Regions from separate parts of the Homo sapiens genome. Here region 2 is linked to region 1. The links are chromatin loops, found by intact Hi-C in ENCODE. Cell type or tissue: heart right ventricle. All regions are shown on one strand.

Region 1 (5,000 bases):
ATGGTGAAGGAAACTCCCACCAGAAACACGACAGCTTACATACGCCATGGCAACATCCGGAAGTTACCCTATATGGTCTAAAAAGGGGAGGAACTCTCATTTCTGGGAATTCTCTGACCTTTTCCTGGAAAATTCATGAATAAGCCACCCTTGTTTAGCATGTGAGCAAGAAACAAACATAAAAATAGCAACCTGCAACTCTCACGGCTGCTCTTCCGATGGCATAGCCACTCTTACTCCTTTACTTTTAAAATAAACTTGCTTTCACTTTACTCTGTTAACTCTTGAATTCCTTCCTGTGCAAAGCCAAGAACTCACGTCGCCTCCTGGGCTGAACTCCAATGTGGGGGTTCACCCTGTGACAGGTGGATGGGCTGGAGTCCAGGAGTTCGGGTCCAGCCTAAGCAACATAGTGAGACCCCCCATCTCTATTTTTTTCTCAGACAGTATAAGAGACAGATGAAGCAAAGTGCATAAATGGCTGTGAGGAGCATGTGGTTTGTCAAAGCTGGAACTTTATTTACAAACAAGTTCCAGCATTATCTGAGTGGGTGCTGCTAACAATTATAGCGTGTTCTTTCAAACTGCAGACTGGGATTAGACGGTTTGCCAAAAAGCCACTGAGTACATCAAAGCGAGAATTCTGAATTCTCCATTTATCTTCAGATTTATCACTCCCTCCCTCTGTGCCCTTCTCTGCATCTGCTGTATGTGAGTATGGAGAGTCCACACAATTCAGTCTGTACCAGTGGTCTAGGTTTTCAACTACATCTCATTGGTCAAGCATGTTTGCATTCACAGAAGGAACCCTACCCCCATTTTTGTTTTCCTGTTTTATTTTTAGTACATTTTAGGCCTTAAGAATGTAGGGTTTTTTTGTTTGTTTTTTTTTCCTATGAGACGGGAGTCTTGCTCCATAACCCAGGCTGGAATGCAGTGGCATGATCTCGGCTCACTGCAACCTCCCCGTCCCGGGTTCAAGCGATTCTCCTGCCTCAGCCTCCCATGTAGCTAGGAATACAGGCATGCACCACCATGCCTGGCTAATTTTTTTTTTAATTTTTTTTTTAATTTTTAGTAGAGACGGGGTTTCACCATGTTGGCCAGACTTGTTTTGAACTCCTGACCTCAGGTGATCCGCCCACCTTGGCCTCTCAAAATGCTGGGATTACAGGCATGAACAACCATGCCTCACCAATAGTGTTTTATCATACAGAAATAGAAATTACAAATCTCTCAGGAAGTTCTTTGGAAGTGCAGCTTTAAAGACATACTTTTTGACCCCCACTGTTTTCTTTTGCCCAGCTTGGATATGTGTTCTGCCTTCATTGTCTCTTCAAGGAGGCATTCACAGGCAGCAGAGCTCTTTTGTGGAGGAACTTTTATAACATTGTCAGTTGCTTTAAGCAGACGTTCTCAAGGCTGATCTGTAGGCTGGATCCAGTGGCTGACAAGGATTTTACTGATTTGTACAATACGAGAAAAATAAGAACAATGCAATGAGTTTTTCATAAAGGAATTTTTTTTTTTTTGAGATGGAGTTTCACTCTTGTCGCCCAGGCTGGAGTGCAGTGGTGCAATCTTGGCTCACTGCAAACTCTACCTCCTGGGTTCAAGTGATTCTCCTGCCTCAGCCTCCTGAGTAGCTGGGATTATGGGTGCCCACCACCATGCCTAGCTAATTTTTGTATTTTTAGTATTGATAGGGTTTCACCATGTTGGCCAGGCTGGTCTCTAATTCCTGACGTCAGGTGATCCGCCCGCCTCGGCCTCCCAAAGTGCTGGGATTACAGGTGTGAACCACCGTGCCTGGCCTCATAAAGGAATTTATTTGTGTCACTTTGACGTATTCTGAGATTGCATGCCCTCTTCTTTTTGAGTTTAAATGTCTTTTATAATAGTAGGATAATAAGAGATAGGTGTTAAAAAAAAACCCATACATATTTACTTAATAAAATTAACTCAATGCTTAAACGTATTTGCAAATTTTGCTACTCTGTGAAATCCAAAAGTCCAGAGAACTACCATTTTAATGAATGCAACTTGAGATTTAATGTGATACAATGGATTTAATAAGATTTAATTAAATTCCATTCTGATGAGAAAGTTTTAGATAATCCAGCTCTCCATATTCAGAAAAGTCAACCTACCAGCCCAATTTAATGCTTAGATCCACCACAGGGAAGCAGAAATCAGTCTGGATAATGAAGACCAGAGAGCCAGACTCTTAGACCTAAAGGAACTTCAGAGATCACGTCTCATCATACAGCTGAGAAAATAGACTTGATGGTTTGTATTCCTGGTCCTGCCATTTACTTGCCATTGCCTTGAGCTAGCTACTCACCACAACTGCAAAGGGTCCCTTCAGGTCTGAAATTCTGAAACTTAACAAGTAACATATTAAGAAAAAGAGATGAGGCCGGGCACGGTGGCTCACACCTGTAATCCCAGCACTTTGGGAGGCTGAGGCAGGCGGATCGCTTGAGGTCAGGAGTTCCAGAACAGCCTGGCCAACATGGTGAAACCTCGTCTCTACTAAAAATACAAAAAGTAGTCGGGCGTGGTGGCACATGCCAGTAATTCCAGCTACTTGGGAGGCTGAGGCAGGAGAATCGCTTGAACCTGGGAGGCGACAGTTGCAGTGAGGTGAGATTGCACCACTGCACTCCAGCCTGGGTGACAGAGTGAAACTGTCTGAAAGAAAAAAGAAAAAGAAAAAGAGATCCATCCTCATGGGTAAAGGGTAAAATCCAGGGAAATTCAAGCTGATGCAGAAAACAACAAAATACTCATTTTTTTATTGCCCCAAATGGCCACGATTCATAAGGCTTTATTGTAGCTTGGTATGGAGGGGAAAACCAGATTCCTTATCCCACCCACCTGCCTCTTGCTTTCCTAATAAAGGTGTCATGGTAGTTCAAGGCCTGCGGATCAGTGGATCCAAATGCGAACAGTTACTGCCCCCTAGTGGATTTACAGTATGGTGCTCATTTATAAATTCAGATTAAAGCTTGACTGCCCTGTTGCTGAAAGAATTCATCTTTGGCGGTGGAGGGACCTTAAGAAGCCACCTTCATTTTTATGTTTTAACATGTTTTAATGCCCTCATTCTGCAGATGGGGACACTGGTCCTCTAAGTCACGTAGGTGCCCCAGGGCTTTTTGTTCCAAGTCCGGGGCCCACGCCACTGCACCACAGTTTCATTAGGCTGCACGAGCTCCAGCTATTTCTGGAGTTGCTGGGGAACTACCATGACCCGTCCTTCTGTGGCAGGGAAAGCAAGATACCACCTCATGTTTGGTTTGCCTCCCACTGCGACTTTTGCTGTGGAGGACACCTCTGACACAGCTACGTGACCTAGTAAGGCACACAGGGAGAATGCCGTGTGATCATGAAGGCAGATTTTCAGCAAAACACCAGAGCCAGGCCAGTGTGGTGGCTCACGCCTATAACCCCAGCACTTTGGGAGGCGGAGGCTGGTGGATCACCTGAAGTCAGGAGTTCAAGACTAGCCTGACCAACATGGTGAAACCCCATGTACTAAAAATACAAACATTAGCTGGGTATGGTGGCGGCGCCTGTAATCCCAGCTATTTGGGAGGCTGAGGCAGGAGAATCATTTGAACCCAGGAGGTGGAGGTTGCAGTGAGCTGAAGATCGCACCATTGCACTCCAGCCTGGGCGACAAGAGTGAAACTCCATCTCAAAAAAAAAAAAAAACACAATAACAACAACAAAACACCAGAAGCCACGACAGCTGCACCAAACAGATTCACCCTCATGGCTCTCAGAAGGGGCTGACCCAACCAACACCCTGATCTCAGACTTCTGACTTCCACAATCGTGGGATTACACATTTCTGCGGTCTAAGCTGCTCCGTTTGTGACACTGTTACAGCAGCTCTAGCAAGTGAATACAGATTTTGCAGAGATTTATCCCTCAAACACTTTTCAGTGGTTACTTTGATTTTGCTGAACCAAATTAAGTTGACTTCCCCAAAGCAGCCAACGACTGGAAAACTTCAAATTGTAAGGATATGTGAACTTCGAATCTCCAGTCCAGTGACTCATCCTGAGCAGGAATTCCTTATACAATGTCTTTGTCAGCCAGGGTAAAAAAGGGTGCTGTGCCCTTACAAAGAAAGTATGACAAAGAAACAGAGAAAGCTGGACTGCCCACAGCCAGACAAACTATTCTGTAATAGAAGTTAGGCTTAGAATGCAATGAAGAATTAACGTGCTCGACTACCTTCAATACTTGGAGCTACAGAGAGGTGCTTCTGATGAAGCTGGAAATGAGGAAAACGGAAAACACAGTTGTCACCTGGGAGCTCAACTCTGAGATCACTTATAAGGGATCAGAGCAGAGACACGCAAGGTCACCTGAGCAAAGCAAAAGGAAAGTCAGAGAAGCAAATGTTGGCATTTCCTATCCAAGCGCTGTATAAGGGAGAATGAGTTTCAGTCACCAAACCTGAAGTATCTCCTGTTCTAAAGGACAGGTTCTCCTTTTAGGTGGAGATAGATGCAGGGAGTTATGGCTGGAGGACTTCATGTATTTCTGATTCCATCGGCAAGACTCTCTCTGATATAAATGGAATGCACTAAGCTGTCATAGTTTGATGCCATTAACCATTCCTCGAATTGGCCTTCTTCCTTCATGATCACATGGCGTTCTCCCTGTGTGCCTTACTAGGTCCTTGGCTGTGTCTGAGGCGTCCTCCATAGTTTGATGCCATTAATAATTCCTCTAATTGGTAAATATTCCTCTAAACTATTAGCAACCCCATGCTAACTCCGTGAGTACTGACAACCTTCAGATTATCCGTGGCTTCCATTGTGCCTTAGAGAGAGAACACACTGGATTGCCCCCAGGTTAACTGGCTACTCATGACAATAATTCTTCATACTAAACCCTCAATAAAAGCCTCTGGCCAGGTGCAGTGGTTCACGCCTAAAATCCCAGCACTTTGGTGGGCCAAGGCAGGAGGATTACTTGAG
Region 2 (5,000 bases), 310 kb before region 1:
GAATACTGATATTGGGCCTGATTTAAAAAATGCCTCTGGCCAGGTTGTAAAAAAGTGAAAGTAACAAAGATAAACATAGAAGTTGGAGTTGTAAAAAAGTGAGTTGGAATTCATGCTGCCATGATCTACTTGACCAGAGGCAGCTTTTCCTCTCTAAGCCTATTTTATATCTGTCAGTGGATTTGAGATCACTCATTTTACCATTGTAACATTCCGAGCCTTTTGTCACTGTGTGTCCCTTTGTGGCCATGTAAGAGACCACACTGCTGTAGGCTGAGAAGGCCACAGTGGTTCAGGTGCTTTGAGGACTTGGTCTTGGCTCAATAGAGCCTCACTGGTGTTTGCTCAGATTGGGCAGCCTATGCCCAAAGCTACTTGGCTAAACAGGCTGGTGACACCACACCCAAAAGGTGGCAAAGAATAGGAATAGGAAGGATCAGCACCTATTTTGGAGTGAGGAAGCCAATGGAGGTACAACTCCTCAATTCTAAGTTTTTGTTGTTTTTTTTTTTTTTGAGACAGGGTCTTGTTCTATCACCCCAGGCTGGAGTGCAGTGGTGTGATCTCAGCTCGCTGCAGGCTTGACCTCCTGGGCCCAAGTGATCCTCCTGCCTGGACCTCCCAAAAGTGTTGGGATTACAGGCATGAGCCACTGCATCCAGCTTGCTTCTAATTTTCCTACCCAGGCTGTTTTAAACCTAGTTCTCCAGCTAAGTAAAATGTGCCCAAATGGAAAACATCTAAATCTTCTGCAGCCCATTCTTCCTGTGTCTTTGTGTTGACAAACCTCTAATCTTCCATGTCTTTGTGTTGACAAACCTAACCTTCCATGTCTTTTTGTTGACAAACCTCTAACCTTCCATGTCTTTGTGTTGACAAACCTCTCCATGGGTGGTGCATCTGACCCTATCCCAACATGCCTTAGGACGCTCATCTCCTTGACTGTCTGCCATCCCCTCCCAAAACTAAGTGGAGGCTCTGTCTTTTCCTCCTAGTTTGAGGTTCTCTTCTCCCAGTGTCTAAAATGATCAATATGCCTAGAGTAGATGCTGCTGAAGAGGCAAAGTAGTAATCCTGCCACCTGGAAGCAAAGGCTGTGGGTTGGAGGGGGAAGCGGGTGTGAGGGCTGATGATAAGCCCTAGGAGGCTCCTGAGTCATATTCCTATGTTTGCTCTCTGGAGAGATGGGCTAAACTGTTTATCTTTTAAAAACCAGATGATTAAAAAGTTACATTTTAGTATTATACTGATAGGAATATAGGATAATCTCTTCTAAAGCCTATTTGGTTTCCAGAAGAGTTAGATACTTGAACAAGAGTGGACAGAGTAAGATACCTAGCTACAGCAATAGAAATCACAAACTGTTCTGTGGTTTTAATCTTCCTATTTCTGATTTAGAAGTATGAAGTGATCATATTTAATCTTTCTGCTCCTGCTCAAAAATAATTCTATAACATCATTTAGGTTATAGAAAGTTTCTACTTATAGCCCTTACATTCTTTATGACCGAAATCTGTGTCTTTCCTCATGACTGATAATTATCTCCCAATTTGGTCACTTCTGCTAATTGCTATTTTATTAAACTTGAAATTTTAGGTTGGGAAGCAAAGGGAAACCACTGGGCATCCCCTTTGTTTCTAGGGAGAAAAGACTAACTTGTCCCATCTGCTCACTTGCTTATGGAGCTAAAAGACCCCCAGTCCTAGAAGTGTTCTGTTCCTGAGGAGTGGTTAAAGAGGTGAAAAGAAGAGGTGAATTAAAAGATGAAAGAGCTTTTTAAATAGCCAGCAACTCTCTCTACCATCTGTTTTGGTAAGAGCTAGCACCTCTTGTTCTCTTTAGACCCTGGAGGGAATAAACCAAAATCAGTGGTTCCAGGATCCTTCAGAGCCAAAAGACCCCAATACCACAGTCTTGACCTTTGCCCTGCCTGCTTCTGAAACTGGAGAATGGCATCTCCCAGCAGCCTAAGGCAGACATAGGTCATACCTATCCCTGGGCAGCGAGCTGAGCTCCCACAGACTGAGTTGTGCTGGATCTCAGAATTCTAAGCATTAATGTTTCCTTGCTGTTATAATTCTTGCTCATCAGGTTCAACTGCCTTATCCCTCTGAGGTTTGCAAATGAGGATGGAGAAGCCACTGAGAAATGGACCAGTGAGCTGAGCTCACCTTTTATATGAGTGGATTTTTTTTTTTTTTTTGAAATGGAGTCTTGCTCTGTCGCCCAGGCTGGAGTACAATGGCGTGATCTCAGCTCACTGCAACCTCCACCTCCCCGGTTCAAGCGATTCTCCTGCCTCAGCCTCCTGGGTAGCTGGGATTACAGGCGCGTGCCACCACGCCCGGCATGAGTGGAATTTTAGTGTTAAATCTCTTCCTGACTCTGGGTTCAGTAGGTCCCTCCTCTTCTGTTACCCTCCTGGTTCTCTCTGTTCACCAACTACCTGCATGTGCCAAACTAGAAAAAGGAAATAATTTACACCCCTGCCCCAACAGCTCCTTCCCTCCTAGGGACTTCTGTGTCCACCCCCCACTTTGGGTCTTAGAACTGTGGCTAGAAGATAAAAGGGAGGAGTTTGAGTCAGAGGCTTTATGTCCCCAAACCCAACCCCCTCTGAGTATTAAACTATAGTGGCATTGTCCCTCAAGCTCCCCTCTGCCTTGGCTCCAGAGTCTTCCTCCTCTTCTTCCAGACTGGGCAGGGTGGCTGTTGTTATTGGTGAAGATAGGCATCTAGCCAGAGCTGCCCTGACTCCTTTAGTGAGCTGCAGGGACAAAATGGGGGCAGACAGTGAGGGAGACAAGCAGAGTTGAACCCACCGGAGATGGAGCAGTGAGGTTAAGGCCTTCTTCCATCTGGAGGTTTTCCTCCCCTCTACTTTAGAGAAAGCTAGCTTGGGCCATGGTACTGAGGGGAACCCCAATGAGGGCAAAGGCCTGACCTGGCCACAGGTCCAATAAAGAATCCTGCCTTTGCCATGGTGAACTCCATCCCACACGACTGGGAACACCTTCTGTTCACTCCCCACCCTACATGTCATCATTTCCATTGCCCTGCCCTCTTCCCTCCCTACTAGCCATCTTCCTGGTCTCAGATACTCACTGGATGATGTCGGCGAAGGCTGACAGCAGGGGCTTGGACTGGTACTCTATGCCATGCTTGGCACACAAGGACTGCACCAGGGGAGCCACTTTGTGGTAATTGTGTCGAGGCATCGTGGGAAAAAGACTTTAGGGAGAACGGGGGAGTCAGTGGTTCCTGCTTCTCTGCTCCCACCTGTACCCAACACTTACACCCTCCCCAGGACCCTGCTTCCCCAGGCTCCCTACTCACTGGTGCTCAATCTGGAAGTTGAGGTGTCCACTGAACCAGTCATTGAAGGCAGACTTGTGGACATTGCATGTGGCCTGGAGCTGGCGGAAAAGGTCAGGGGAGAGCATGTTGAATATCAGATGGAAAGGCCAGCCCAGCATTCTCCAGGTAAAGCTGGCTGAGGAAGGGACATGAGACTGTCTTGGTCACTCCCTTCACATGGTTGCAGAACAAGAGCCTCAGGCTAATGAGAAAATGCTGTTTGGGGGACTTTTTGTTTTTGCTGTTTTCACCTACGCATCCTTTTCAATAGTTGTGTTATGCTCCAGTCTTCTGAGTGACTGTCCCTTACCTGGGTGGAAACCCAGTCCATGTTCCGGTCATGATCAATGTGCATGGGAATATGGTTCATCTGTGTCACCCACACAAACCAGTTGCTTTCCAGGAACCTGTTAGATGTATTACACAGACAAAAACAGTACACACAGAGCCCAGAATTCTGATTCCCCCCTCAGATAACTGCTCCAGCCTGTCTACTTTCCCAAGCCAACTCCTGAAACACCCACTGTTACCCAAAGCCCCAGCACGGCCCCTAGACCAGACTGGTCACTCCCCAACATTTCCTTCACCAGTCCCTATCCGCCCCCACCGAATACTACCTGACTATGAAGAAAAGGCCCAGGAAGGCTTTCAGCCCCAATAGTGGCACATAAGTGAGGAAGAAGCGGACGTAGAAGGTAATCATCCAGGCCAAGTCCTATAGTGAGAAAAGCAGCGAGCATAACAGTCACGAACAACTCTTCCTCTTCCTCTCAGCAGCTCTTTGTTTGCATGGTGCAGCCATTCTCCTGGTTATCCAGACTCACTCATCTTCAGCTTCTCAGGGGTCCAATCCTGCAGTATCTAGTGCCACTGCTCCTTTCTTCCATTCCCATTGGCACCCCCCAGCCCTTCTTGCATGTCCCCTTCAAAAGTACCAAGGCCTACAAGGTCTCTTTGCCTCTAGCTCTTCCTAGCCAATCTAAATCCTTCAGCATGCCGCCAAATGAATCTGCCAGGACCATGGCTCAGTCCATGCCAGTGCCCTGATCAAATCTCTCATCACTGAACCAAGCACCATACTCTTCCCCTGACACTAGTCCTCCACAATATGTCTGGTGGTCAAACTTACCCCTCATTTCCAGCTTCTCTGCTCAGAGTTCATCCCCCCTGCTCCACCTCTGCCTGTCAGAAACCCTGCCCAGCCTCAAGGCCAGCTAGAAAAGTGACTTCACAAAGCCAGGTGCAGTCAGGCCCCTTTTGGAGTCCCCAGAACCTATTGCCTGTACCTCTTTTCTGATTAATAACCACATTCTGCTTCATCAGAAGTTTCCTTGAAAGTAGGTATTGTCTCTCATTCATCTTCCCCATTCCCAACTCAGCCCCCTGGCATTATGCCCAGTACAAGAACCTCTGGAGACACTGACCGCATGAAATTACACATTGGGAATCAGGCTGCCTGCTAAGCTCAAATCATTTCGTCCCACTTAGAGATAAGGAGGATCTGTGTCTGGTTCTATTATTTTGTTCTAAATTAGGCCTAGAGTCAGTCTCAAGTTTCCCCTGGGGAACCCCTATCCCCCACTCTGGGTGCTGGAGACAAGGATGTGGGCTTCTTGGGCCATGGATACTCACCACCCACTTCT

What was found. A loop is a pair of places that touch in the nucleus more often than their neighbours do. Peaks named below come from ENCODE experiments on the same cell type or tissue, not always from the same donor. Only the 100,000 strongest peaks of a DNase experiment are listed, where the experiment ranks them.
Region 2: it touches region 1 in a loop (4-fold over the local background); 83 of 110 quality-filtered maps call a loop at or near these places.

The regions. Positions count from the first base shown.
Region 1 is chr11:62,105,224-62,110,223 of GRCh38, forward strand. No RefSeq gene overlaps it. Among named protein-coding and RNA genes, the nearest start is that of INCENP, 16 kb to the right of the region's middle. In heart right ventricle, a CTCF peak has its summit at 2,963 (motif pointing left); a DNase peak (open chromatin) is centred at 328; H3K4me3 peaks cover 1,094 bases; H3K27ac peaks cover 3,280 bases.
Region 2 is chr11:61,799,696-61,804,695 of GRCh38, forward strand. FADS1 (fatty acid desaturase 1) reads right to left here. Exons shown (of 12, transcript NM_013402.7): 7 at 4,990-5,000; 8 at 3,975-4,072; 9 at 3,668-3,764; 10 at 3,337-3,416; 11 at 3,106-3,231; 12 at 1-2,767. The coding sequence ends at 2,716. Among named protein-coding and RNA genes, the nearest start is that of FEN1, 9.3 kb to the left of the region's middle. In heart right ventricle, no CTCF peak of the experiment used is centred here; no DNase peak of the experiment used is centred here.